3 separate regions of the Homo sapiens genome follow, and regions 1 and 2 are each linked to region 3. The links are chromatin loops, found by intact Hi-C in ENCODE. Cell type or tissue: CD4-positive, alpha-beta T cell. All regions are shown on one strand. Region 1 has its middle 35 kb from the start of SNORA2C. Region 2 has its middle 17 kb from the start of ANP32D. Region 3 overlaps ENDOU (endonuclease, poly(U) specific).

Evidence for each region. Hi-C counts contacts between places; a loop is a spot of excess contacts. Peaks named below come from ENCODE experiments on the same cell type or tissue, not always from the same donor. Only the 100,000 strongest peaks of a DNase experiment are listed, where the experiment ranks them.
Region 1: it touches region 3 in a loop (3-fold over the local background); 4 of 110 quality-filtered maps call a loop at or near these places.
Region 2: a loop joins it to region 3, with 6 times the contacts of the local background. A loop is called at or near these places in 2 of 110 quality-filtered maps.

What each region holds. Positions count from the first base shown.
Region 1 is chr12:48,615,371-48,623,370 of GRCh38, forward strand. No RefSeq gene overlaps it. Among named protein-coding and RNA genes, the nearest start is that of SNORA2C, 35 kb to the right of the region's middle. In CD4-positive, alpha-beta T cell, CTCF peaks have their summits at 3,270 (motif pointing left) and 3,472; a DNase peak (open chromatin) is centred at 3,251; H3K27me3 peaks cover 1,077 bases.
Region 2 is chr12:48,451,678-48,459,677 of GRCh38, forward strand. It overlaps a transcript of C12orf54 not described here. Among named protein-coding and RNA genes, the nearest start is that of ANP32D, 17 kb to the right of the region's middle. In CD4-positive, alpha-beta T cell, a CTCF peak has its summit at 3,181; a DNase peak (open chromatin) is centred at 3,194.
Region 3 is chr12:47,711,350-47,719,349 of GRCh38, forward strand. It overlaps ENDOU (endonuclease, poly(U) specific), which reads right to left. Exons shown (of 10, transcript NM_001172439.2): 3 at 6,780-6,845; 4 at 6,169-6,306; 5 at 5,541-5,709; 6 at 4,951-5,150; 7 at 1,926-2,039; 8 at 1,167-1,273; 9 at 284-426. RPAP3-DT (RPAP3 divergent transcript) reads left to right here. Exons shown (of 4, transcript NR_183480.1): 2 at 7,798-7,923. Among named protein-coding and RNA genes, the nearest start is that of RPAP3-DT, 9.3 kb to the left of the region's middle. RefSeq lists enhancers at 6,387-6,506, 6,847-6,896. In CD4-positive, alpha-beta T cell, CTCF peaks have their summits at 4,130 (motif pointing right), 4,337, 6,338 and 6,544 (motif pointing left); DNase peaks (open chromatin) are centred at 3,702, 4,142, 6,352, 6,762 and 1 weaker place.

The DNA.
Region 1 (8,000 bases), 900 kb after region 3:
CACACTGGTAGGAGGTGTCTGGAGACCCCTGTTGGGAGGTCTCACCCAGTCAGGAGGAATGGGATCAGGGACCCACTTAAATAAGCAATCTGTGCCGGGCACAGTGGGCTCATGCCTGTAATCCAACACCCTGGGAGGCCGAGGCAGGTGGATCACGAGGTCAGGAGATCGAGACCATCCTGGCTAACATGGTGAAACCCCATCTCCACTAAAAAAAAACAAAAAAAAAAAATTAGCCAGGTGTGGTGGCAGGTGCCTGTAGTCCCAGCTACTCGGGAGGCTGAGGCAGGAGAATGGCATGAACCTGGGAGGTGGAGCATGCAATGAGCCGAGATCATGCCACTGCACTCCAGCCTGGGGGACAGAGTGAGACTCCGTCTCAAAAATAAATAAATAAATAAGCAATCTGACTGCTTTTTGATAGAGCAGGTGTGCTGCACTGGGGGGAGCCCTTCCTTGTCCAGACTGTTTGTATTCTCCAAAGCCGATAGGCTGGAAAAGACTGAGTCAACCAAACCACAAAGACAGCAGCTGCACCTCCCCCAGGGGCTCTATCCCAGGGAGAGATCAGAGCTTTTTCTGTAGAACCCTAGCTGGAGTGGCTGAAGCTCCCACAGAGAGGTTGCACCCAGTGAGGAAGAATGAACTGGGGTCCCGCTTAAAGAAGCAGTCTGACCACAGTCTGGCAAGGTGGCTGTGTTGCTTTGTGAGGGACTTTTCCTCATCCAGACTTTATATTCTCCAAAACCAGCAGACTGGAATGGCTGAGTCTACCAAACTACAGCAATTATGAGTTTAATTTCTTTTATAGATATAAGATTATTCAGATTTGTATTAATTCTTATGTCATTCTGGTCATTAGCATCTTTCAAGTAATTTAAAAATTTTATTTAAATTGTCAAATGTATTGGCATAAGGTTGTTCATAATACTGCCTTTTAATTCTTTTAATATCTGTAGGGTTTGTAGTGATACCTCTTCTTTTGTTTATTGATATTGATAATTTGTGTTTGTCTGGGTTTAAGTCAATTTAGCTGATAATTTATCAATTTTATTGATTTTTTTCAAAGAGCTAATTTTTTGCCTGTAATCCCAGCAATTTGGAAGGCCAGACCACTTGAGCCTAGGAGTCCAAGACCAGCCTGGGCAACATGGTGAAACCCTGACTCTACAAAAAATCTAAAACATTAGCCAGGCATGGTGGTGTATACCTGTAGTTCCAGCTACCTGGGAGGCTGAGATGGGAGGATCACCTGAGCCCAAGAGGTTGAGGCTGCAGTGAGCCATGATCATATCACTGCACTCCAGCCTGAATGACAGAACAATACCCTGTTTCAAATTTTTAAAAACTAATTTTTGTTTTATTGGTTTTTCTCCTTTATATTCATTGATTTCCATTCTTTGTTATTTTCTCTGTTCTATTTACTCTGAGTCCATCTTGCTTTTCCTGATCTACCTTGTTAAAGTGGAAGCTTAAATTATTGGTTTTAAATATTTATCTTTCTAACATAAGCATTTAAAGACATAAAGTTTCTTCTAAGCACTGATTTAGCAGCATTTCACAATTTTTCATATGTAATTATTATAATTTAGTTCAAAATATTTTCTAATTTCCCTTGTGATTTCTTCCTTTACTCATGGGTTATTTAAACACACATTGCATGCGAGGCACAATGGCTCATGCCTGTAATCCCAGCACTTTGGGAGGCCAAGGCAGGAGAATTTTTTGGGGCCAGGGGTTTGAGACCAGCCTGGGCAATATAGCAAGACCTTGTCTCTACAAAAAAAAAAAAAACTTAATTAAGCAGATATAGTGGCACATGCCTCTAGTCCCAGCCACTCAGGAGGCTGCAACAGGAAGATTATTTGAGTCCAGGAGTTTGAGGTTACAGTAAGCTATGATCACACCACTGCACTGCAGCCTGCGCAACGGAGTGAGACTATGTCTCTCAAAAAATCATAATAATAGGCTGGGCGCACATCTATAATCCCAGCTCACATCTATAATCCCAGCACTTTGGGAGGCCGAGGCGGGTTCATGAGGTCAGGAATTTGAGACCAGCCTGGCCAACATGGTGAAACCCCGTCTGTACTAAAATACAAAAAATTAGCCGGGTGTGGTGGTGTGTCTCTGTAGTCCCAGCTACTCGGGAGGCTGAGGCAAGAGAATCACTTGAACCCAGGAGGCAGAGGTTGCAGTGAGCCGAGATCGCATCACTGCACTCCAGCCTGGTGGCAGAGCGAGCCTCCATCTCAAAAAAAAAAAATCATCATAAAATAAAAGTATGTTGCTTAAATTCTAGATATTTTATTGTTGTTTATTTCTAATTTACTCCCCTTGTGGTAATAGAAAATATTCAGCTTTATCTTAATTCTTTGAAATTTATTGAGTTTTGTTTTATAGCCCAGCATATGGTCTATTTTGGTGAGAAAGTCTTTCTTGCTGTTATACATGAAGTGTACTATAAATGTCAATCATATCAAGTTGGTTGATAGTGTTTTGTAAGTTTTCTACATACATACTGATTTTCTGACTACTCGTTGAATAAATGCTTGAGAGAAGAACGTTGAAATATCCAACTGTAGTCATTTCAGCTCTATCAGTTTTTCCCTCATTCACTTCATTTTGAAGCTCTGTTATTGAGTCCACACACATTTCAGATTGTTCTACCTTCTTGATGAATTTAACTCGTTATCATTATATAAATTCTTATTTATTCCTAGAAAATTTCTTGTTTGGAACTCTATTTTGTCTTACATTAATACAACCACTACAGCTTTCTTTGTTGTTGTTGTTGTTGTTTTACTTTAATCACCTTGACAAGTACAACTTTCTTATGATAATCATTTTCATGACATATTCTCATGTTTATATTTATATTTAAAGTTCATTTATTACAGAACAAAACGCTGGTTACCGGGAGCAGGTGTGAGGAGGAAATGAGGAGATGTATGTCAGAGAATGCAAAGTGGCAGATATATAGGATGAACGAATCTAGAGATCAAATGTACATAAAACATGAGGATCACAGGTAATAAAATTGTACTCTATACGGGATTCAAGCTAAATGAGTATATTTTAGCTGCTCTTGCCACAAAAACAAAAACCATGAGTAACTGCATGAGATGATGGATATGAAAATTTGCTTCACCATAGTCAACCTAAATGAAGATGTTTGCCAGTTTCTTCTACTCAGGAGCTCTTGTGTCTGTCTGCAATGCTGCCGCTTCTCGGGTGCTGTAGAAAGCTGCGGTACTGGAGTTCCACCTAGTGTTTGTCTGTGGTACTGCAGATTCTGGTGCTGGAACAAACCACGTTGATCACCTTTGTCCTTAACCAGCCCCAACCTGAGCACTGTTCCTGTCAGTGCTTAAATTTGGGCAGCTCCCTCAACAGCATCTTCATAAGTCAGAATGTTGGGTGCACATTTCACTCCTTTCCCTTCCCAGGAAGAAGTGGAGAGTTGGAGGTATCCTTCAGATTATGTCATGCCGTGCCAGAGGGAAGGGTGAGTGAATGTCATAAATTTTCCTGCTAAGTTTTGATAGGGTTGCCTTCGCACTCGACTGAGGGGCAAGAACCTATTAACTGATTTCTGGATTCTTCAAACAGGTTTATATATTGTTAAGTTCATGTTCTCATGGAAGAAAGAGGGTCTGGAATTTCTTATTCTGCCATCTTGCTCATGTCTTTTATCATTTTTCTCTGGTTAGTGGTCACATTTATCTGCTTCTTTGTATTTCTACTAATCGTTCTATTAGAGGCTGGACATTATGGATATCCTGTTGTTGCGTGTCTGGATTTTGGGTTTTTTTTTTTGTTGTTTTTTGTTTTTTTTTTTTTTTTGAGATGGATCCTCTGTCGCTCAGGCTGGAGTGCAGTGGCGCGATCTCGGCTCACTGCAACTTCCGCCTCCCAGGTTCAAGCGATTCTCCTGCCTCAGCCTCCTGACTAGCTGGGATTACAGGCGCCCACCACCACGCCCGGCTAATTTTTGTATTTTTACTAGAGAGGGTGTTTCACCATATTGGTCAGGCTGGTCTCAAACTCCTGACCTTGTGATCCACTTGGCCTTGTTCTAGTAGACAGTTAAGATACTTAAGGTTCAGTTTAATCTTTTCAAGCTTTGTTTTTAAGTTTTGTTCGAATAGGTCTAGATTAGCTTTTATTCTTCGACTGATTTATACCTATACCTAAGGTGTGACCTTTCTGAGATATCTGCTGCATACCCCCAGTTTTCAATGAGATCTCTCCAGCCTGAATGGTTGGAGCTCTAACATCTCCCATTCTGTATGAGTTCTAGTGGTTACTTAACTTACAGCTCCTAGTAATATTCAGCCAAAGTCTCATGAGATTCCTACATAGGTTTCTGAAATTCTTTCTCACTATACCTCCCTCCTCTTCTGCCCTACAAATTTAAACAATCTCTGCCTCTCCAAACTCTGATCTCTGTCTCCTCAGCTTAGGCCCTCCTGGATTCCAGGTCTGGAAAGTGAGTCAAGACAGAAAAACTAATGTGATGGTAGGACTTCCCTTCTCTAAGGAATTAAGGTTCTGTGCTATATGTTTTCCAGTAGCTGGAAACAGATATTTTATGTGTTGTCCATTTTGTAGTTGTTTACATCAGGAGGACTAGACTGGTACCAGTCACTCCGTCATGGGTGGAAGCTGAAAACCTTACCCTCATTTTTAACTTTCTTTTTTTTTTTTGAGATGGTGTCTCACTCTGTCGCCCAAGCTGGAATGCAGTGGCACAATCTTGGCTCACTACAACCTCTGCCTCCCGGGTTCAAGCGATTCTTCTGCTTCAGCCTCCTGAGTAGCTGGGATTACAGGCGCCCACCAACAAGCCCAGCTAATTTTTCTATTTTTAGTAGAGGCAGGGTTTCACCATGTTGGCCAGGATGATCTTGATCTCCTGACCTTCTGATCCACCCGCCTTGGCCTCCTAAAGTGCTGGGATTACAGGCTTGAGCCACCATGCCCAGCCCCCTCATTTTTAACTTTCTAAAACCTCTACTGTTTTACATTCTAGTGCATATTCCACTTTCTCCATTAACTTCCCTTAATCCCTTCTCAATAAACTATGCAGCTCTTTTGTAGCAGTTGTCACATATTCCATACTGTACCATAGTTAATCTGCAGGCAGATCCTATGTCTTGATCATCCAATAATGCCTAACATGTGTGGAGCTCCAAAACGTTTATTTATAAGTTAACCCAATTAAAAAATGGGCTAAGGACCTGAACAGACATTTCTCAAAAGTCATATAAATGACCAATAAATACATGAAAAACTGCTCAGCGTTACTAATTATTAGGGAAACGCAAATTAAAACCACAATGAGATATCACTTCATACCTGTTAGAATGACTTTTATCAAAAAGATGAAAGATAACAAGTGTTGGAGAGGATGTGGAGAAAAGGGAACTCATATATATTGATGGTGGGAATGCAAATTAGTAAAGCCATTATGAAAAATGATATGGAGGTTCCTCAAAAAACTAAAATAGAATTACCATACAACTCATTAATCCCACTTCTGGATATATATCCAAAGGAACTGAAACAAATATGTCAAAGGAATAGCTGTGCCCTCCTGTTCATGGCAACATTATTCCCAACAGTCAAGATATGAAAACAACCTAAGTGTCCATCAACAGGTGAATGGATAAAGAAAATGTAACATATATACACAATGGAATACTATTCAGCCTTAAAAGGGGGGACATCCTATCATTTGCAACAGTGTTGATAAATCTGTAGGACATTATGCTAAGTGAAATAAGCCAGGCACAAAAAGACAAATACTTCATGATCTCACTTATATGTAAAATCTAATAAAGTTGATCTCACAGACGTAGAAACTAAAAGGATGGTTACCAGAGTTTGGGGAAAGGGGTGGAGATGGAGGGAATGGGGAGTTGTTGATCAAAGGGTACAAAGTTTCAGGTAGGAAGAATAGGTCTTAGGATCTATTGCAACAGTGGCGTGAATATGGTCAATAATAATGTGTTATTTATTTCAAAATAGGGCATAAATTTCAAATGCTTCACCATAAAAAAAAATGATAGGTAAGTGAGGTGATGGATATGTTAATTAGCTTGATTTAATCCTGCCACATTTATACATATATCATAGTGTATCCCATAAATGTATGCAATAATGATGCATTGCTCAAAAATACTAATGTTAAATAAATGTTTTAAAATTTTTAATTTGTTGAAACACTGAGATACCCTAAAAAGACACTGTCTTCTTTTCAGTTGAAATACATACAAAGAGAATAAATAACCTCCCCTCTTAGTGAAATGTTGGCCTATATATAGCTTACAGTCCCTCCCAACCCAAAGATTCCCTGAAAAAAATGGTTAGGCAAATTGTGCTACAGCTACATAATGAATATTATATTATTATTTTAAATGTGGGATATATAACATGCTTATAATAAAATGTTAGGTGAAGCATCAGGATTCAAATTGTACATATGATAATAATTATAGCTATATAAAAAGTGCATTAAAAACTAGAAATAAATTTTTAATAGCAGAGTTATTATAATGTGTATGTATTGTTGACATTTTTTTTTTCATGATCTAAGATTAGTCTTGAAAGACAGTTGGCTTGGTTTTCCAATTATCTTCATGAAGGATGGCTTAGGATGATCAGTTATTCCAAAGCCAAACTTTATTTTTATTACATATCGTCCAACATCTTACTGGATTTAGCTAACAGCCTTATTGAGAATACTAGTTCATGTAGTTATCTACAAGTACATTTTGAAACTAGTTTATCCTGAAGGACTGACCAGGAAGTTTTACTGCTCATATTGAGGTATTATAAGCTTTATGGAGACTTTGTTTGAGACTGAGTCACCTTTTCTACACCTAAGACTCTCTACTCTGCCTCTCTTCTGCCAATGTCACACACTTGTCCAGTTTTTTCCAGGAAGAGCCATGCCAGTCTGTTCCTAGAAAATCTCAGCCCCAGCCCAGAGCCTGTGCTGTCCTCCTCCTGGCCCAGATCTGCTCTCTGCTTGCTATGGAAGAAACTCGGTGCTATAGTACTGCAGTGGGATTTCCTATTTACATTTGTCATTCAGCTGCATTTTAGTCTGTCTCCATTATCTTGAAGGGATCTGACCTGGTTTTATGTTAATCTGTGATGTTAAACTATCCAACTAAACAGGACAGAATACCTACAGAGTTATATATCAGTTTCTTCTTGCCTCCTCCCTGCTAAGAGATCAAAGCGGGACCCCAGGGTCCTAACCCAGGCCAGGGTAGAAAGACTGTTGATTTAGCCCTTAGAGGTCACACTGTGTCCAGAGTTGGTTCCTTCCAGCAGGCTTTTGGTCTTGCTGACTTCAAGAATGAAGCCGCAGACCTTCACAGTGAGTGTTACAGCTCTTAAAGATGGTGTGTCCAGAGTTTGTTCCTTCAGATGTGTCTGGAGTTTCTTCCTTCTGGTGGGTCTGTGGTCTCGCTGACTTCAAGAATGAACCCGCGGACCTTTGCAGCGAGTGTTACAGCTCTTAAAGGTGGTGCAGACACAAAGAGTGAGCAGCAGCAAGATTTATTGTGAAGAGTGAAAGAACAAAGCTTCCACAGCGTGGAAAGGGACCTGAGTGGGTTGCCGGTGCTGGCTGGGGTGGCCAGCTTTTATTCCCTTATTTGGCCTCTCCCATGTCCTGCTGACTGGTCCATTTTACAGAGTGCTGATTGGTCCATTTCACAGAGTGCTGATTGGTGCATTTACAATCCTTTAGCTAGACACAGAGTGCTGATTGGTGCATTTACAATCCTTTAGCTAGACACAGAGCGCTGATTGGTGCGTTTTTACAGAGTGCTGACTGGCACATTTTACAAACCTCTAGCTAGCCACAGAGTGCTGATTGGTGCGTTTTACAATCCTAGCTACAGAGCGCTGATTGGTGCATTTTACAATCCTCTTGTTAGAAAAGTTCTCCAAGTCCCGACTCGACCCAGAAATCCAGCTGG
Region 2 (8,000 bases), 740 kb after region 3:
GCATTCCTATACACCAACAACAGGCAAGCCAACAGCCAAATCACAATGAACTCCCATTCACAATTGCCATAATGAATAAAATACCTAGGAATACAGCTAAGAAGGGAAGCAAAGGACTTCTTCAAAGAGAACTGCAAACCACTGCTCAAAGAAATCAGAAATGGCACAAATAGAAAAACATTCCATGTTTATGAATAGGAAGAATCAATATTGTGAAAATGGCCATACTGTCCAAAATAATTTATAGATTCAATGCTATTCCCATTAAACTACCATTGATATTCTTCACAGAATTAGAAAAACCTATTTTAAAATTCATGTGGAACCAAAAAAGAACTCAAGTGGCCAAGACAATCCTAAGCAAAAAGAACAAAGCTGGAAGTATCACTCTACCCAAATTCAAACTATACTGCAGGGATACAGTAACCAAAACAGCCTAGTACTGGTACAAGAACAGACACATAAATCAATGGAACAGAATAGAGAACCCAGAAATAAGACCACACACCTACAAGCATCTGATCTTCAACAAATCTTACAAAAACAAGCAATGGGGAAAGGATTTCTTATTTAATAAATGGTGCTGGGAGAACTGCCTAGCCATACGCAGATAGTTGAAACTGGACCCCTTCCTCACCCCATATGCAAAAATCAACTCAAGATAGATTACAGATTTAAATGTGAAACCCAAAACTGTAAAAACTCTACAAGAAAACTTAGGCAATACCATTCAGGACATAGGCACAGGCAAAGATTTCATGACAAAGATGCTAAAAGCAATTGCAACAAAAGCAAAAATTGACAAATGGGATCTAATTAAACTAAAGAGCTTCTGCACAGAAAAAAACACAACAACGACAACAAAAACTATCAACAGAGTAAATAGACAGCCTACAGAATGGAAGAAAATTTTTGCAATCTATGCATCTGACAAAGGTCTAGTATCCAGCATTTATAAGGAACTTAAACAAATTTACAAGAAAAAACAAACAACTCCATTAAAAAGTGGGCAAAAGACATGAACAAATACATCTCAAAAGAAGACATACATGTGATGAACAAACATATGAAAAAAACTTCAACATCACTGATCATTAGAGAAATGCAAATCAAAACCACAATGAAATACCATCTCACACCAGAATGTCTATTATTAAAAATAACAGAACTAGCAAGATTGTGGCAAAAAAGAAACATTTTTACACCGTTGGTGGGAGTGTAAATTAGTTCAACCATTGTAGAAGACAGTGTGATGATTCCTCAAAGACCTAGAGACAGAAATATCATTCAACCCAGCAATCCCATTACTGAGTATATACCCAAAGGGATATAAATCATTCTGTTATAAAGACACATGCACATGTCTGTTCACTGAAGCACTATTCACAATAGCAAAGACATGGAATCAAGCTAAATGCCCATCAATGATAGACTGGATAAGGAAAATGTGGTACATACATGATGGAATACTATGCAGCCATAAAAAGGAACGAGATCATGTTCTTTGCAGGAACATGGATGGAGCTGGAGACCATTATCCTTAGCAAACTAATGCAGGAACAGACAACCAAACACCACATGTTCTCACTTATAAGTGGGAGCTGAATGATGAGAACACGTGGATACACAGTGGGCAACAGCACACACTGGGGCCTGTTGGAGGGTGGGGGATGGGAAGAGGGAGAGGATCAGGAAGAATGGCTAGTGGATGCTGAGCTTAATACCTGGGTGATGAGATGATCTGTGCAGCAAACCACCATGGCAAGTGTTTACCTATGCAACAAACCTGCACATCCTGCACATGTATCCCTGAACTTAAAGTAAAAGTTGGAAATAAATAAATGTGTATATATATACACATACATATATATACACATATATATACATATATATACACATATACACATATATATGTGTATATTCATGTTCTGATATTCAAAGAAACTAATTTGCCCAGTGCCTCACAGCTAGAAATTTAAAGATAATGAAGAGCCAGGATTTATCCTCAAGTTTATTTAAACCTAAGGTATCTTTTAAAGAATAAAACAAAATATTTTGCACATTGCCTGTATCAAACACACACACACAATATATATGAAACATATAAGCATAATATCATATATCTATATTCATCTATCTACCTACCTATCCATATCCATATACATGTAATCGTTCACAGCTCATTTATTCTGACCTTGAGAAAACAAAGAAGGTGATATTTTACTTCTCAACCAAACTGAAAAAAGAAGTGCCTTCTTTTGATTTAGATTCATTGTACTTGAAGCCTTCTGTAACTTTGGAGCATCAGGATACCATGAGGTCAGGGAACTCCTGTTATTGTTGAAAAATAAATCAGGGGCTCTAAATTATAGGAAGGAAAATCAAGACAGTTCTCTCTCTCTCTCTCTTTTTTTGTTTGTTTTTTTTTTTTTTTTTTTTGAGACGGAGTCTCACTCTGTTGCCAGGCTGGCGAGAAGTCGTGCGATCTCAGCTCACTGCAACCTCTGCCTCCTGGGTTCAAGTGATTCTCCTGCCTCAGCCTCCTAAGTAGCTGGGACTACAGGCATACACCACCACATCCAGTTAATTTTTTTTGTATTTTTACTAGAGACAGGGTTTCACCATGTTGGCCAGGATAGTCTCCATCTCCTGACGTCGTGATCTGCCCACCTCGGCCTCCCAAAGTGCTGGGATTACAGACTTGAGCCACCGCACCCGGCCAAGACTGTTCTTTAATTCGATTAATCAGATTGGACAGGCTGCATAGTCATTTTTACCTGACATAGAAAAAAGATGAAGACTATCACAAACTGCAGGCAGATTAGAAAGGCCTAGGAGATGTGGGGTTTGCCTGAGCAGGTCTGATTGCTAAGAATAAAGCCTGTGGCCTGCTTTCTGTCCTCCTGCCCCTTCTTCTCTATCTCTTTCCTTCTTTATTTAATGCAGCCTCAGAGGAAAGTTATGCAGCATAAAATAAGTGTTAAAAGAAAAATGCAAAATTATACTTTGACTCTCTTTTTAAGATTGAAATTATTTCTTTGTAACATAAATTCCAAGTATCATATTTTACAAATACTGTTGGGTAACTATAGTAACTTAGTAAATGAAATATGCAAAGCTTAAGGTTGTAAGTCTAGGGAAGGCATTAGAATAAATATGCCAGCATCTTCAGACCTTACAGCTAGGACACTACTGCTTCCTTGTGGCTCAACTTTAGAATGACAAGTTTTGACTACTGCAAGTTTCTTCAAATCATAGGGGCTTCCTTTTGGGTTTGTTTTTCCTTCCAACTTTTAGGTTCAGAGGGTACCTGTGCAGGTTTGTTATGTGGGTAAATTGCGTGTCACTGGAGTTTGGTGTACAAATGATTTCATCATCCAGGTAGTGAGCATAGTACCAGACAGGCAGTTTTTCAATCCCATCCTCCAACCTCAAGTAGGCCCCAGTGTCTATTGTTCTCCTCTTTGTGTCCCTGTGTACTCAATGTTTACCTCCCACTTATAAATAAGAACATGCACGATTTGGTTTTCTGTTCCTGTATTAGTTCATTTAGGATAATGGCCACCAGCTGCATCCATGTTGCTCCAAAAGCCATGATTTTATTCTTTTTGATGGCAGCATAGTATTCTATGGTGTATATATACCACATTTTCTTTTTCCAGTCCACTGTTAATGGGCATCTAGGTTGATTCCATGTCTTTGCTATTGTGAAAAGCGCTGTGATGAACATATGCATACATATGTCTTTATGGTCAAATCAGAGTTTTGACTGCCAATTTTAAGCAGCTCACCAAACCCATGGCTTGGGATGCAGACAGAGTTGTTACAGATCTCAGAGAAACGTCAGCAGAACAGCAGTCTTTGTCAGAGACACAACCATATTCAGCCAAGTTTTTCTTTCAGATCTTCCAGGTTTTGGAGCAGAGAGGCTGAAGAAAAGATTTAAATAACAAGAAAACCTGGAGTTGAGCAGCACCTAAAGATCAGTGAGCAGCTCCAACATGATTGTACAGAAGAGCTAACAGGCACTGGAAGTCTAGAGAACAGGCAGAGATACCCCCTGCACTGTGTAAAATTATGAAAAATGTATCCATGAGGTAAGATTTGATACATACACATAAATGATCAAAATCTGTCCTTCATTGTCTGTTTGACAGTGAATAAGTTTCTTCGCCTTCTATTACTCAGTTGCCTTATTTATAGAACACTAACAATCATAGTAACTACTCAGTGAATTTTCACAATGGTTAAATAGTGATAATAATTAAAAAATAACGTGATTGAATCCTTACCATGTGCCATACGCTATTTTAAGTGTTTTACACTGATTATCTCATTTCTTCTCACAAAAAGTATAAGAGCATATAAAGCTCTTAGCTAATATTATGTCAGTAGTTTGTACTCAATAAATTATCATTTAAAAGTCTGTAAAGCTTTCTCTATATCTCAACGAAGTAGGGAAAACACATTTTTTAAGCAGCTCAGCCAACAACAATTGTTTTCCAGGCACTGTATTGGGCCCTGGGTATATAAAGACGAGTAGGAGAGAGTCTCTGCCTTTAAGACACTCACACTGTAATGAGGAATAAAGTTATACTGACAGCTGTAATGCAGTATAGTAAGTTATACTCTACCAGTGTGACAAGATTGCTATGGGAGTTCAGAGGAGGAAAAATTCAAGCTGTATCAAGTGGTCAGGGAAATAGTTACAGGAAAGATACCATTTGACCCTGCCTTATCTAGAGAAGCAAGTCTTAGAACGAGGAGTGGCAGAAGTCTTCCCGGCAGAGGAACCAGTTTAGTAAAGGAAGAGAGATGTGAACAGGTAGCATTTGAGATTAAGATCATGGACTCTGGAGCCAAAGAGGGTTAAATTTGAATCCCAACTCTGCTCCTCGCCTGCCGTGACCTTGGGAAAGCTATTTCTCTTTGTTTCTTTGCCTGGAAAATGGCTTTGACAATTGTTCTCCATGTTAGGTTGGTTGTGAGGATGAAATGAGATGTTCACATAACATTTAGCATATTGTCTAGCCCATTAGTGCTGTGTTATTATTAATATATTTCCCTCTGTCTAGGTTCTCATCAGTTGAAAAAACTGAACTATCTGTTAATTATCAGCTTTTTTCTTCTTTGGCAAGCAGAATAAACCACATTAAATGCACACATCAATTGTAAGAAGCAGCTGAATCTCAGAAACACCAAAGTACGAAAAGTGTGCATCTTCAAATCAAGGAAAGCATATTATCACCATTATGAGGACCAGTCTGCCAAGAATCTTTCATAGGATGCTGAATATTTAGATGTGATCCTACTGTTAAAATCTTTCCTTTCTTGGTGGTTTCTAGATACTTTGTAGCTCCTAAATCATGCATTAAGTTTAGTGTGTAGTTACTTGTGTCTGTCTCCCCTATTAATATGTGGTCTCTGTGTAATATGTCCCCAGCACATCGTGGGTAATCCATAGACTATGAAATTAAATGGAATCAGACCAAGCTGGGGGTGGTATAGAGTGAGAGGTGACCGTAGGGCCCCAGGCCCGAACTCAGAAGAATGGGCCGTAAGCTTGGTGCCAAATGAATGCAACAAGCAGTTTTTTGTTGTTGTTGTTGGTGGTGGTGGTGGTGGTGGTGGTGGTTTTTTATTTTTGTTTAGTTTTTTTGTTTGTTTGTTTTTTGAGATGGAGTTTCACTCTGTGGCCCAGGCTGGAGTGTGATGTCTTGATCTCAGCTCACTGCAACCTCTGCCTTATGGGTTCAAGTGATGCTCCTGCCTCAACCTCCTGAGTAGCTGGGATTACAGGTGTCTGCCACCACACCCGGCTAATTTTTGTATTTTTAGTAGAGACGGGTTTTCACCATGTTGGTCAGGCTGGTCTCGAACTCCTGACCTTGTGATCTGCCTGCCTCGGCCTCCCAAAGTTGGATTTGCTCTAGTCCCGGGCTTCTCTGCCAGGGAAAATTGTTCTGATGGTGTTTGGCCCCTCCAAGCCTGTCTCTAATGGGATGGGGAAGTCAGCTTCGGCTTCGGTGCCCAGAAGCTGTGAGCCTCTCCAGTCTGCTGCCTCCTTGGCTTTGGGTCCTCTTTCTGTGTGGCATTCTCTACCTCCACAATGACACTGAAATTGTGTCCTGCGGGAGAAGCAGCTATGAGGCCATTGAGCATCATTACCCAGAGGACGGGATGACTGGGGAGTGATGTTCTGCCTGGCGTTCCAGGGTCTCCTTATTGCAAGTTGGCACTTGTCCCTTCAGGCCCCAGCAGCTTCTCCCTCCTCTGACAGATCACAGAAAGCTTAGTTGACAGGAGTTTGAGGAAGCAGCTCCCCAGTGTCTGAGCCCAGGAACAATTGCTGAAGGCAAGGGTGGCCTGTGCTTTACTTCCCTCACCTACAGACTTTTGAAGAAACTGGCCAGAGGCCCACCTTGTTTTCGGCTTCCTCTCAGCAGAAATATCAGAAATGCAGAAAAGGAGGCAGACACCCTTGAGGCTTTCCTAGTGAACTCCAGCCTGACCTGCTGGAGTCAATTAAATGCACAAACTGCCCTTGGCCTCATTCACTGCAACTGCTCAGCAGCTAGTGAGGAGAATATTCTGGATTTAGAGAATATTTGTTGATTGGTACAGGAGAGGGATCTAAACAGTCAAAACTCTGAGCTATATGCATTGAAAACACATAACTCAGTATTTGAGTTAAACATACATGGAATTTTATTATCGGGGTGTTTGGACAGAATAGGCTTCTCTTTCCCATAATTGTTCATATCACCTTTCTACTGCTGTATTTTAACAACCACCTCTCTGTTGACCTCCATACCTGATTCATATGCTTATTTACTGCATGGCTCACCCAAACGTTACTGTTAACTACAAAGTAGCTTCTCAAGGACAGGGACCAGTCTCCTCCAGTTATTTTATTCCCAATTTGTATCTTAGTGCTCAAGACATGGGTGTTTAATAAATGTTTACAAAATATTAGTGTTACCATCAACATCATGATCTCTAGTCATTATTGTTTTATGCCTGACACCTGCTCCACAGAGGATACCTTGATTGTTCTTTTTTTTTTTTTAAACCAAACCTCATACCTCATCCTGATGGTACCTCACTTCCTATTTTGGAAAGACTGAAACGATTAAGCATGCATGAGCAGTCATGGACCTCTAGTCTTCATTGAAACATTACTATCTTACTTAGATTTTCAGAGATTTTAAGCATTTTAATAGAACTTATCAAATATTTTCTCTCATCTTTGCTGCCCAACTTTTCAAGCAGATGTCCAAGCATGCTGACATCCTTTCCTACCCATCAGCTCCTTTTTTGAACCTCCTGTAAGCTGGCTTCCATCTATCCTCCTCTTCAGGAATCATACACTTTTTCTGCACCAAAATCTTCTTGATAAATTGTAACTACCCCTTTCTCCTTTTATTTCTTTACTTGCTTAAATATTATGAAATTGCACTTTCCTAGCTCTCCCTCATTCTTATAATCATTTTTCTCTGCTTGATAGGTCCTGCTATCGCAGTGGTAGAAGACTCAAGCCAGGACTTTTAGAGCTTGTAGGTGCTGAGGTAATCAGGAATGCTTTCACCAATATTCCAGTCCTCTGTCTGAGCACACGGTGAGACGGAACTTCTCAGCTGCCTCAAAGGTAAGTGTAGCTAAATATCTAGTTTGGGCCAACGGAAAGTGAGTGGCGGTGATGTGTCAGTTCAAGGCAGAAGTTTTTAAAACAGTGTGATTCATCATGTTTCTTTTTCCATATCTCAACAATGCTGAAGGATGAAGGAGGAGGCTCCCTCAGCCTGGTTATCTGGGTGGAGATGATACAGAGCAAAGCCCTTCCTCCAAGCCCATCTAGAGAGGACATGTCATGTGAGTAAAAAAATAGAACTTTCCGATTTTCGGTCACTGAAATTTAAAGGTTGTGTCAGGGATTCCCAAGACCATTCTTAGGCTCAGTTATTCTCTAGAAAGACTCACATGACTCAGAAACCATCGTA
Region 3 (8,000 bases):
GCTCTAGGACAACTCCATTTCTATTTCATATATTAAGGTCCTGCGTAAGATTTCACTTTGGGGGAATGAGGGGAGATAATTTTGCTGCTAAGATGAAGTTTGGCAGCCACCAAACCAATCCAAAAACTTAATTGTTCAAGCAAGAGAACTGAGGCCCAAAGCACAGATTTGTCCAAGCCCTCTCAGCCTCTTTGTGGCAGAGTCCAGGTCTCTTGACTCTGTGATGGCTGAGGACAGCCTGCAGCCCCAGTCTGCCCCCAGGCCTGGCTGGCCCCATTCTTACACTTTGCCTGGCCTGGCGATGAAGCACAGGGAGTAGAGTGCAAACTCAAACTCAGGGCTGCTGCCGATGAAAGCAGAGCCCACTTCCTTATAGTAGCCGTCCCAGTTGAACTGCATTGCCAGCACATCGGGGTAAGAATCCCACTGTGGAGGGAAGGGCAGAAAAGGGGGTCTGGTGAGTGCCACAGAGTGGAGTAGAACGGGTGCCCAATGGCAACAGTCAGACAGTATTTGTTGAGGGTCCATTAGGGGCCTGTGTGAACCTTCCAGGGAGACTGGATTCTTTAAATAGAAGAGGCAGTCTGCCTTGCTAAGGTGTCTGAGCCCACCCGGACCCTCTGCCTGGAGCTGCCAGTGCACATCTACCAGAAAGGCCAAAATCACTATCCATAGGATCCACCTCTGGATATCAAGGATATCACTGTTCCCAGTGGCCCTCACACATGGAAGAGAAGGATCGTTTACTGCCCCCAAATTATTTCCTGGTACCGGGCAGCAAAGGTTTCTGTCTTATAAAGTGTATGAAGTTTAGCTCAAACTAGCCAGGCTGAAACTTTCAGCCACGTTCTAAGGAAACTGAGGCAGGGAGTAATTACATATCTTTGTTCTTCCCTCTGAGAATCCTCCCCAGGCCCCAGGCTCCCACCCCGATATGGTGCCTCCTGCCTCCTGTCCCCTGCAGTTCTAGAGCCTTCACTGTTTGGAAGGGAATTCCAGTGTCCTGGCTGGCTAAAGTGGCTGTCTAGCAGGTGAGGACGTGATAGTCACAATCACCTGGGGCTGCCCCCTGAGAGTCAGGCTGAGAGGCAAGTCGACAGTTTGGAACACAGAGTGAGAGCAGGATATCTGGGCTCTGACAAGGCTTTTCTAGTCCGTGTACTCACAGGCCCATCGTAGATGTGACTGTAATAGTCAACCAGACCCTCCTTCTCCTCCAGGTAGAAGCGGATCCAGTTATGGAAGCCAGTAACCTTGCCTTTTTTTACCTCACCTATAATAAAGAGTCCAAGATGGATAATCTGGGCTCCTTCCCCACCCTCCCCTCCAATCCCCTTTCTCCACCCCATGCCAAGGCTTCCCCCTTCTCCAGTCTCTGACTTCTAGCTGCTTGACCCCTTGCTGTGAGTCCCCAGAGTCTCTCACAGTCCTATCTCTCACCTCAGGAAGGCCCCCCTTCTGGCTCAAGCCCTTGGGAGAATCCTTCCTTCTGGTGATCCTGATGACCTCTCTCAGCCATTACTCCAGCAGCAAGCCAGGCTTGGTGGGAGTTTTATGGGGTAGAATAGGGGGGAACAGACCATGGCCCTCTTGGGAAGCAGCTGGCCAGGCCCTGGAAGCAAAGGACTGTTCAGAGGTAGGCAAACTTGCTCCCAGACACATGTCTTGTCCTAGATGTACCCCCTTGGGAGCCCCAGCATCTGGTCTTCTTTCCCCCTTAGGTACTCCAGAAAAGACTGTTTCTCAGAATGGCTCCTCAGACACCCCCCCGCCCCCCTGCCATATGGGCAGGGGAGAGTGCGTGGGTCCCTCCCTACTAGCTGGCTGGACTGCTGATTAATCCACACCCAGGGCTGCCCTGCTCCTGAGCAAAGCCATTCCTCTTCATCCCTCCAACTCTTTCTTTCCAAGAAAAGTGCTCCCACCTGAGAAGACATGTTCAAAGCCACTCGAGTCCCCCTCTTCATTGCCTCTTGAATAGAGCCCAAACCACATGTTCTTCAAGTCATCGACAAACTCTTGCTCTGAGCCATAGCGATCTGCAGAGGAACACAAAGGGTTTTGGAGAGGGGAGGCAGGGCCAGGTCCTGGGAGCGCTAAACAGAGACCTGAAGAGCTACTTGCTCCCACACGTCAAGAAACATGTGGGTTCAATCAACAAATGTGTTCGGCTGTTAATTCAATGATTATCTATGGGATGCCTATTTTGTGCCAAATCCAGATCTAAAGGCTGAGGATTCAGCTGGGAATAGCAAGGACACGGTCTCTATCTATATTACATTCCACTGGAGGAGTCAAATAATAAGTAAACAATAAGAAATATGATTTCAGATCAGTGCTATGAAGCAAAGTAGCCCGTAATGACGGGAAAGGGCTGGCACATAAGTTGGCGGGGGGGGGGGGTCTTCTAGAAAGGAACATCAGAAAGGCCTCTGTGAAAAGGTAGCACTGATCAGAGAGCTGAAGGATAAGGAACTTGCTACACAAAGATCTGTGGGGAAGATTCCTCCATGTAGAGGGAACTGCAAGAGCAAAGGCTCCAGGCAGACTTGAGTTTGCTACTCAAAGAACTAAAAGAAGTCAGTGAGGCTGGAGCAGGAGGGGAGAGTGGTAGGAGAGGAGGTTTGAGAAGCAGCCAAGGGTCAGATCCTTCAAGCCATGGCAAGAAGGTCAGGTCTCAGGCAAATAGAAATAAAACAAAAAATGTTTTAGATTTACTAATTGCTTTCTGTCCACCTAGTGCCTGCCATTTTAAGTGCTTTCAATGTAACACTGAATCCTCACGTTGAATCTTCATATAAGCTTGGTACTAATTATCCCCAACTTAGAAATGAAGAAACTGAGACGGACAAAGTATAAAACTCATGCAAGATCACAGTTAATGAAAGGTAGAGACAGCACTTGAGTCCACTCAGTCTAGCTCCAGAGACCAATCTCTTTAACAACTCTATAGCTTCTTGGTAGTGCAGAGCCACTGAAGGATTTTAAGCAGGGGAATTGTATGATAGGACCTTTTAAAAGATCACCCTGGCTGTGTATGTTAAAAAGGCAATGGGGTGGTATGAGTGGAAGCAGAGAGACCAGTCTTGAGGCTCATGCTTTGTCTACGTAAGAAGTTGATGGGGCTTAGATGGTGGTGTTAACTCCGGAGGAGGAGAGAGAAGCAGTAGGCCCAGGACATATTTTGAAGTGGGAGTGATGGACATTACATTACTGATGGAGGAGATGGGAGTAGGGAACTTTGAGGTAAAGAGAACAATTACATCTAACTACTAGGCTTTTGGCCTGAGCAACCGGATGGGTTATGCCCGCCATTTATGAAATGGGGAAGACCCAGAGAGGAGCAGGTATTTTTGATGGGAACCAAAAATTATTTCTACACTAGGTTCTGTGTGAATATCAGTTAGATAGCTAAGTGGAAGATGTTGAGAAGGCCCTTGGGAAAGTTCAGGGCTGGAGATTTCAATGAGGGAACCATCAAAGATTGACTGTTTACTGCCCACAATTTTATATGGTGAATACAAAAGAGATACCAGACATATTCCTTCCTTTCCAGGACTTAAAACACATTTGGAAAACAAGACTACATAAAATAACAGAGAATGGTTTCACACACTGAATAGTTCCCCTTACTGAGCAAGGACTGAGTGCCAGGCTTTCTACTGGGTGCTTTATAAGCAGTCATCCTCAAAAACCCCATTTCAAAGGGAAGTCCCAGAGAGGTCAAATAAATTGCCCAGGGTCAAGTCACTAGCAAGTGGCAGAGCCAAGATTTAAACCAAGTCTCTCTGGCCCAAGGCTATTGTGGACCACACTCCAAACTCTGCAGAGGTGCCGAAAGCCAGAGTGAGCTGGGGCAGGTGCAGCCTTCACAAATGCGGTGGGATATGAATTATCATAGAACTTTAAGGATAAGTGGGATTTGGACAAGGAGAGAGGTGAGGAGAGAGTTAGTAACGGGACAGCCTGGCCTTGGCATCGGAACCCTGAGTTCCAGCCCCAGCTCCGCTTCCAACTCATTTGTGGCCTCAGATAAGTCTAGCCTGTCTGGCCTCCGTTTCTCTCATTTGAAAAGCCCTTGCTCAGTCTAGACCTCCAAGATTCTCTTGTGTATTTACTACGAAGAGAACGCCAGGGGGCAGCACAGGATTGCAACTTCTTCATAGAGTCACTCTTGTGTCGCTGTCACTTTACCTAAAAACAGTGTCACCAACTCTTAAGGGAGGCAGCAGCTCTGAGCCAAGGCACTCTCAGGGACAACGAGGGAAGACCCGGACAGAGCCACCCCTGAGACAAAGCCCAGCTGCCTGGAGTTGGGAAAGGAATCTGCAGGACAGTAACAAACACAACTCCATGCCAAGAAGTCCTGCGGCCAAAATCTTTTTTGGTCTGACTCAAATGTGTCTCTACCTGGAGGCTTTCCAACCACAACTCTTCCCGATAGGACTTCCCGCTCTGAACCTTTGTTGATTCTCTGATGTTGTTTCCCCAGCCAAAAGGTGGACTCAGCCAACCCGATTCCTGGACTTTATTGCGGGAGGAGGGAGTAGAGTCAGCGACTCTACCTGTCTGAAACATGGTGCTGACTCCAGGATCGCGGAGGTGGCTGAGACGTGCTCTGGGTGGGGGTGGGATGTGAGGGGAGGCTCACACCTGGCAGAGAACCCTGAGACTGTAGCAGAGGGTGGGCGTGCATGAGGCAGTTAACATGAAGTCAAAGGTGGGGTGATATCCAAGCCAGCCAGCCAGAGGATGTGCCAGCTCCTGGTTGGGTTCCTAACCTCTCCTTGGCTTCCCCCTGGCCTCATCCCTCATCCCTCCCAGATGTACACTGACCTCCACAGAGTCCCCACCGCCTCCTCACCTGCCCTCCTAACCTTCCCCTCCCCCGCCCACCTGGCTTCGCTCAGACAGACTCATGCGCTCTGGGGCCTGGGGGTGCTCACTCACTCTGGTGATGGAGGAAGCTGTAGAGCTCCTTCATGACTGCTGTCTTCATGATCTCTCTGAGGAAGGCGTCCTGCTCGGCCAGCTCCTGGGCACTGAAGTGCTCCCCATGGCCTGTTGCCCGCTGGTAGTTGTTGAGGAGGTTGATGAAGGCTGCATAGGTGGGCTTGGAGAACAGCTTCTCATTGACATAAGTGAAGAGTCTGGGGGAGGCAGAGGGGAGCCCCACTGAGAGCCCCAAACACAGGGCAGCGACCCCTCCAGAGACTTCTAGACAGGCCAGGGGCAGACAGGCGAGGGCTGGGTTCAGGAGCCGAGGGGGCACTTCGGGTACTCTTGAAAGTCACACATCAGGTCACTTTTCTTCCACCTCATGTTTTGGAAGAGCTGTTCTATCCTCAGCCTGGCCAATCACAGAAACCCTCCCAACTGGATATCCACAGTCCCTCAAGATGGCTTTGTCTCTGGAGAACTATTTTTTTTCTGCTCTCCCTTTGATCGTGCCTGACTTGAGGATAAAAAGTCGAGACATCGAAAGAAGCAAGGATAGGGGCAAGATTTAGGGGGTAGAAAGAGGAATTGTGGGAACTCACGGCTTTGGGCAGCGATCCACTTGGTTTCTGGTCTCTGACGGGGAGATGCAGTTTTGGCTATTGAGAACGATGTCTTCCTTCTGGGCTTTGTTGGTGTCTGCCCTGTAGATCTTCTCAGAGATGCTCTGAATCTCCTCTTTTGTTATGGCATCACTGCTGTGGGAGACCTCTGGGAGGAATTGGAAGAGGGGTGGCCTCAGAGCCAGAGGGAAAGGGGGGCGGGCAGGAAATTATCTGTGTACCTCCCCTCCTGGGCACCTTCAAGAAGCCAGCAAGGAGGGAGGGGGGCCACAGTTGGACACCCTAGTGGTGGACAGGGGCCCAGAGCCTAAAGGACGTGTAAAATCACCACACGGCATTGCCCACAGAATGTCCCCCGCCCCTTCCCCCTAGAAGGGGTCTCACGCTTGAGCATGCATCAGAACCACCTGGAGGCCCTGGTAGTACAGGACAGTGAGTCCCATCCCTAGAGTTTCTAATTAAGTAGGCCCGGAGTGAAGCCCCAGAGTTTGTGTTTCTAACAAGTTCTCAGACATTGCTGAAGCTGCTGGTCCAGGGACCACATGTTGAGAACCTGCTCTAAAGTCCTTCTGTCTCTGCAGCTTAGCTAAGGGAGCAGAAGACTAACCGTGGTCACTACACAGGCTCTCAAAATCCTTGCAGCAGTTCCCAAACTCTTGGCAGCGGGCATTGCAGTGACATTGGTGGTGCTTGTCAAAGGCTTCGTAGCAGCGGCCCTGGCAGGAGGTGGGTGCCGAGTACAAGTCTGAGAAGAGAGGGGTGGTGTGTCCCGGGCTGACCTCTAGAGGTCGCTCTGAACGCCCCACAGGCTGTCGCTCCCTAGCCTGGCTGTCTTCACTCTGCCCAGTAAAGATCTCCAGGGAAGGAAAACAAACAAACCTAATTCGTGCACACCCTTCACAGTCAGGAAGTCCTTTCTGATGCCGAACTTTACTTTCTGGCCTGCTGTTTTTCTAATCTTCTCATTCTAAAAATAAAATCTCTTCCACTTCCCTCTCCAGGCCTCAGGCTCTCTTTCCTAGCTACCCTCCTCCCATGGCCCCCCAGGCTGGCTGAGCCCCCCCAGGCTTCTTCCTGCCCAGGTTCCCAGAATCCAACAAGCCTCTCTCATCTGGCTGAGGCCTGGGCCTGGTGCCACTGCCATGGCCGCCCCTGCTTGTCACCCTCATGTCCCTCCTGCTTTATCTTGAGGGCCCCCCTTTGGGGAGGCAGGCTCACTGCTGGCGAGGGCCTCTTCTGTCTCTTCCTCCAGCTGTGGCAATGGCTCTGACTCTTTGTGGTCCTCTGCAGGTAGATAGAAAAATAAAGTCACCAACAACCTGAGAATTCCCCTGCTGCTTGGTTTCTGGTTCTCTGTTTCCCCAGCCTCAGGGGACAAGCAAGGGCACTGGAAGCAAATTCTGAACAGGGGCTGGGGTCCAATGGACAGGCACCAAATAATGATGATGAAAACAGAAAATGGAAGATGTTTCCAATGGAAGACACATTATAGAAAACTTATAAAAAAGGAAAATAATTTCCCCAGGTGACACATCTGGATTGAAAACTCTGACTTCGGTGATGAAAACTCTGATTTAACAAAAGTTGACAGATGGATAGAGGCTTGATGCTGTCCTAATGACAAAGCCCTCACTTAGGAACATCCTGTACCTAGAAAAACTTCTCGTCAGAGCTCAGGGTAAACTCTCAGGGCCTCAAGGAATAAGAGCTGTTTCCTGAGATTCCAACTTCCCTTCTTTCTTTGCCCCACTTGGAAATGGCCACAAAGACTGTGTCTAGGGAAAAGGCATGTTCAGAAAAGCACATTCCTATTGCTGCCCCTTTCCCTTCACCTGCAAGCTGAGTGACTGTAGCTCAGCTCTGGGTGGAGAAGGGTGGATTTGAGGTTGGGGGTGATGCAGGGGGGAGAAATGTTCCTGGGGACTCTGAGTTCCTCTCTCATCACACAGTGGAATAATCCCCCCACCAGCACCCCCTCCACACACCCAACAAACAGTACTGTTACAAAGTGATTCAGAATCTACTAGTGAGTTTGCTGGAAAGTTATTACCATCAGAACTACCAGTTAGGTTATTCTTCAGTCAACAAACATCTTCTGATCACTTACTATGTGTCAGGTTGTGTTCTAAGTGCTGGCAATCCATGGAGTTCTGAATTCAGCCACATTTTATGCTAAACAGAATTTTGTGTGCTGAGCTGGAATCCTAACCATCATTTCCAATATGTTTTTCTATAGGAAAGGGGTTCTGAGTTGCAAATCAGAAACTTGAAGATGAAATGGCTACTACGCTGGGTATTGCCTTTATCTTGAATGCCAGCCTGATGGTCCAAGGTGAACAAGCCTTCCTGTGTTTTCTGAATGGTAAGAAAAAGTGGGGACACAAGGACAGCAGAAAAGGCATAGGCTCTGATTCCGGCTGATCTCGGCCTGGGTCTCCC